Linked DNA regions of Homo sapiens: region 1 is linked to region 2. A link is an interaction called in ENCODE POLR2A ChIA-PET data of the cell type or tissue named here. Cell type or tissue: GM12878. All regions are shown on one strand. Each heading gives the region's core, and the rest is flanking DNA. Links, peaks and the distances in the headings are about the cores only.

Region 1 (2,925 bases), core at 331-2,830, 330 kb after region 2:
CACGTTTACTGACACCAACTTCTATTACTCGGTTATTTCTTGTCCCCTCAGAACTAGCACACGTAATTTTCACCATTTCCTTATTTTATTATGTATGTATTTATTTTTTCCTCCTTTATTCTAGGAAAGATTTGGGAAAACTTACAAAGGAGAAGAAGACAAAGAAAAAATAAGTTGAATAAAAATATATTACAGGGAAAATTAGTACCCTCAAATATGTGCCATAAGTTTCTCCCCGTTTATTGGAAATGAGCTGTTTGTTGGTCTCGGAGCTTTCTAGGAAGCTAATGAAGCAAATGAAGTCATGTAACCTGAAAGAAGAAAGCATCCCAATCATTCTGGGGATAAAATGAGCACTTCTTCCTCCTTCTAATAACTGATAGAGATTTCTTTCTTGGATACTAATAAAAGGACATTGAGAGATGTGGGAATCTGCATCCTCAACAACTTCACAAGAGTGAAGATGCCAGTCATTTCTTAAGGCCATTATTTGTATTATTCCTCAATGCAAGAGAAGGACACAGTGCAGTGTCCGTAAATTCAAGACACCCTGCTTCTACTGAGGGATCAGAACAATGTGCTACAAGTATGCATCTGTTTGTTTTAGGCTTGACCTGTTGATAAACTTGATGTTAGTCAGACCAGCTGTTCTCACGGTGTAGTAGTCCTGAACTTGCAATATCACTATCACCTGGGAACTTATTAGATATACACATTTTTTTAGCTCAACTCAGGCCTATAGAATCAGAAACTCTGGGAATGGAGCCAGGGAATCTGTATTTTAACAAGCTCTGATGCAATTTGAGGACCAGTGTGATATAGAGAGGAATGAGTAGATCGCATGTCCTTTTGACAATTACAGGAACGCTATTTTTTTTTTTTTTTTTTTTTTTTTTTTTGCCTTTGGTCCTTGGATTAGAGTCAGGCAGCAAGTAGTTGGAAGATACATTGTCTTGGCAGGAGCCTGGAGGACAAATATTTATATTATCAATTTAAAGCAGATCCACATACTTTCCAAACCCACTCAGAGGAGAGTCTGGTTGACATCCTTCCTCTTCTGCATGCTAAGTCTCCCCAGATGGTTTTTGATCTCCCTGCTCTATACAGTGGGGTGCTGGGGCAGGCCAACAGTGGGGCCAAGTGTGTCCTCTGAAGATACCTTCCTTACTGTGTGCATTTATTCATGGCTTTTCTTTAAATTGTTCATGTGTGTTTTGCAAGTATGTTCATTCTTCCTCCCAAGATGGAGTCCTTCCAAGCTGTAAAATTATATGACTATTCTATTAGGTAGGAATAGAGTTTTAAAAGCCCTAAAGCTGAAATAAACTATAGAGATAGTATAATACAACCTCCTCATCTTACAGATCATAAGTGAGTGGAGAGGGGAGCGATTTCTCTCTAGGTATTGCTTAACTCAGGCCCTGGCACACAACAGGTTCTCAATGACTCTTAGTTGAATCTGTTTCTTGACTGTATATAGCGTTTTCATAATTCTCACATGGCTTTTAACATTTTATCTCCATAAATATTCATGAGTATAATTATCCCTATTTTCAAATCAAGGAACTCAAACTTGAGTGGCTAAGTGTTTATCAAAATTGTACAGATTTTAATATTACAAATCCAGAACTGGAACTCAGGCCTCTTAAGTTTAGGCCCATTCACCTTTCTCTTCTGCCATGATGACTAGAAGTCTGTGGATCACACACTAAGTCCCCCAAAGACATGCAAACATATATCAAATTGAAAGACTAAGTTTTGTGTAATAGTGGCCATGGCCAACCTCAAAGGCGAGGGTTTCGGCTTTTTCAGCGCCTCAGGGCCGCATCTCTGAGTAAGAACTGGCCAAGTGACCTTACCCAAACTCTACCCGCTGCAGAGCAAGTGCAGGATGTGGCGGTTTTTACCAGACTCCTCTGAGAGGTATAGCTACTGGACTGTCAAAGTCAGCTAAACACAAACAGAAGATAAAGGCATTTCTGTACCTTCATGTTTCTACATATGTAAACATATTTTGGCACACATATAAATCTGTATAAATATGTTGAAACTACAATATCATTTCTGTTATAAGCAAAGTGATTTGATCTCCTCAGCAAAGTTTATCTAAACAAATGCTGCAAAAGCTAGAGGAAAGAGAATGAGGAACTGTCAGAGGAAATGCAAATTTTTTTTTCACTCAAGACCACAAACAAACTCAGGAGTTCCTCTGTAGCGTAAGTCTTAAATTCAGGATCTGCATCTGACTAAATGTCATGCTTTGTTTTCTGTTTTTTGCTTTTTGGGTTTTTCATTGTTTTCGTTTTGCTGTGACCTTCCCAAAGATCACAAGGCTACTGAAAGCCCGTAAGGTAAGTTGTTGAAAATTTTTTAAATGAGCTCCTTCCTCCAGGCAGACATAGCACTACGCCAGGGAGCATAGCTTCAGGAGTAAAGCAGGGGCTGGGGTTCTGCTCCTACTCACCCCTCAGCTGGGCACCTTTGTGCAGGATATACAACCAACTCAACTGTACATGGTGGCCCTATCTTTACGTGCAAACCCTGTGGGTATTATAGCTGTGGGGCCATTCAATTCAATACAGTCAGTGTCTGGTGGTGCATCTCATGTATAGACATAAACAGAAGCCTTGCTTTCTGCTAAGCCAAATCACCTTTAAATCAAATAGATATTGGTAGCCAAGAGTAACATACAAAACTATGTTTGCAGAACTGTTCCACATACTGCAATGGAAGATCACTTCTTCCAACCCTCTTATTTTATAGGATATCTCACTGCATAAATCCAGACTGATACTAATAATACTTATGATAATACGAGTAATAGCTAAATAGTAAAAATAGTTAATTCTTACTATATGCCAGGCATCATTCTAAATATACACCTCATAACACCTCTTTAAGGTATATTACTATTATCTCCATTGT
Region 2 (2,925 bases), core at 117-2,616:
GTTTGAATAGTAGCTGATTATAAACTGCATTTTTGTGAAGAAACAGAGTGAAACAATAGTTGTGAATAACCAAAATTTAGAATAGCCATCATTAAAGATACAATTGACAAGGAAATTTGTTATTTCTGTAGCAAACAACAATTTAACAGGATAATCATAACTATGACTGATAACATATAACAAGACATATCAAAATTTTTGGAATCTAACACAATTTTGGAACACATATTAACACATTTATACAACTATAACTCAGAGATTGTTAAACACTATTTCTTATTAACAATACTTCCTGTATGACTTTTACATACCAAATAAGACTAACATGTCTCTGTTGGACTTCCAGGGGCTTTTTTTTTTTTTTTTGGAATGTCTAAAAGTTAACTTGAGTTCAAAAGGACATGTTAGAATTAATTTTGGGAAGTTTGTCAAATATCAATGGTTTGAAACACTTGATATTAAAAAAGAAAGGTTTGGCCAGGCACGGTGGCTCATGTCTGTAATCCCACCACTTTGGGAGACCAACCAGGCAGATTTGGTGTTTGAAACCAGCCTGTGCAATGTGGCAAAACTCTGTCTCTACAAAAAATACAAAAATTAGCCAGGTATCGTGGTCCACACTTGTAGACCCAGCTACTCAGGAGGCTGAGGCTGGAGAATCACTTGAGCCCAAGGAGATCCAGGCTGCAGTGAGCTGTGATCATGCCTGGGTGCACTCCAGCCTGGGTGACAGAGCAAGACTCTGACTCAAAGAAAAAAGAAAGAAAATAAATTTTTAAATTATTGCTTTGGCTAAATGACTACTATTTTACAGTTATGTTGATCCTATCTTGATCAATTCTTTTAAACTTTTTGTTGTTGTTGTTTTTATGAGACAGAGTCTCACTCTATTGCCCAGCTGAGTGCAGTGGCATGATCATGGCTCACTGCACCTCAGCCTCCCAAACAGCTGGGACTACAGGTACATGCCACCACACCTGGCTAATTTTTGTATTTTTTATAGAGACAGGGCCTCTCCATGTTGCCCAGGCTGGTCTCAAACTCCTGGCCTCAAGCAATCCACCTGCCTCGGCCTCCCAAAGTGCTGGCATTAGGTGGGATCCACCATACCAACCTTAAAGATTTGCAAAGCAAAACCTTTACTCCTTTGATGGGGCAGTTTTCCAAATAATTAAAAGATTTCATAAAGACAGAATAAGAAAATGTGCTCCTAGTTTTGGGGTGGGGGAGGGGTTGTAGTTTATTTAAAAGGTGAACAAAAATATTTTATTATCTATTATTAATATGACATAAAAATTTTGTTGAAAAGAACAAATTTTATCCTTTTTATGTATCCTTAATATTAAAGTTAATTTTAAGAAAACTTTATAAACATCTAATTTTAGTTTTGGCAACACAAAATAAGATTCTGTAAATAAGATTTTATAAAATATTTTATTTCATTTCAACTGTATTTTAAATTTAAAACAACTTTTTGAAAACCTTTACACTAGAAAAAATTACTTTCTTTTTAACAAAATCCATATGTTGATGTCTTTTTGTAATGTTTTATTAAAAAGACATTACTTTTCTTATATCTATACTTTGTGTATAGAATTTTAAAATATTTAGTAGTTTCAATAATATATTAATTACAATTTTAGCTCTTAATAACCCTGATTTTTAATGGAAAACCTGGGAAGTAAGTAACTGTGATTGTTATGTGTCAGGTGCAGAGCCAAGTACAGAGAACAGGACTGTGAAGACAGTATCTGGAGGATCTGACCCCTATTAGCATAGCCTGGAAACAGCTGGACCAGGGAGAATAGGGCCCAGGCACTGTGAACACACATGTGTCCCCAGTCCTCATCATGGCCACTTGTCTAGACTCCAGAATCTAAACACTCAAAACCAAGACATAAGTTCAGAGACAAATTAAGCTAGTATTAATATTACAGAAATAAGAGTTTTATGACCCTAAAACATCAACTAGAGACAATATAAACCAGTCTGACCAACAGACCCAGGCAAACATGTCTGAATTAAATTTTGAAGATGTTTTTATTTTATTTTACTAATAATTTTTAAACTAGCTTTATTTATTAAAGATTTCTAAAATCACACTAACTTGAAAGTATTTGGACATACTTACGTTATGAGTACTTATTAATTTATGTCAATCTGGTACCATGTACACAATATGCAAACACAGACATGTACATATGTGCACAGAAAAATACACAAATATAGATTTTGTAGCTTTCGTTTAAAAATTTTAGCCGTGAAACAGGTAAAACTCACTAGTTTAAAAGGATAGTTAAATTTTGCCTCTGTAAATGGAATGGGTTAAAGTTTGTTCCACATGGCTAGAAGCCCTTATCACATTTTGGAGTAAACAAGGTAGCAAATTTACATATTAAAACACAGAGAGAATTTAAGCTCTTTAAAGAAGTTTGGGTATATTAAAGGAAGATTAAAAATGGGTATCAAGGTAAAATCATAGGAATAAAAATAAATCATAAGAATTTACCATAAGATTTTACAAGGAAACCAATTTTATTTATCAGTTAGTTTTAAATTTAGTCTTCATTTTCCAACTAGGCCACTGAGCTCAGGGCAGAACCCAATAACAAACGGAGCGAAAAAAGCATATGTAGTTTTCAGGGACTGCTGTGGTTTGTTTATCCCCACGAAGTCTCATGTTGAAATTTGATTTCTAACATTGGAGGTGGGGCCTGATGGCAAGTGTGTGGATTGTGGAGGTAAATCCCTCATGGATGGCTTGGTACCATTCTCATGGAAGTAAATGAGTTCTCTAACCCTTTGTTCCTGTGAGAACTGGTTGTTGAAAAGAGCCTGGCACCTTCTCCTCTCTCTTGCTTCAGCTCTGTCACCATGTGAGCTCTGTACATGCCAGCTCCCTTCCTTTTCTTTTTCTTTTTTTTT

Evidence for each region. ChIA-PET counts read pairs that join two places held together with the same protein. Peaks named below come from ENCODE experiments on the same cell type or tissue, not always from the same donor. Only the 100,000 strongest peaks of a DNase experiment are listed, where the experiment ranks them.
Region 1: POLR2A ChIA-PET joins it to region 2 with 9 read pairs; 2 of 35 experiments call an interaction of 5 or more read pairs at or near these places.

The regions. Positions count from the first base shown.
Region 1 is chr1:175,600,178-175,603,102 of GRCh38, reverse strand. The region is part of intron 1 of TNR (tenascin R); the gene reads left to right. Among named protein-coding and RNA genes, the nearest start is that of TNR, 140 kb to the left of the region's middle. RefSeq lists an enhancer at 2,374-2,443. In GM12878, for the core only: no CTCF peak of the experiment used is centred there; a DNase peak (open chromatin) is centred at 1,792; H3K4me3 peaks cover 460 bases.
Region 2 is chr1:175,927,172-175,930,096 of GRCh38, reverse strand. No RefSeq gene overlaps it. Among named protein-coding and RNA genes, the nearest start is that of LINC02803, 7.5 kb to the right of the region's middle. In GM12878, for the core only: no CTCF peak of the experiment used is centred there; no DNase peak of the experiment used is centred there.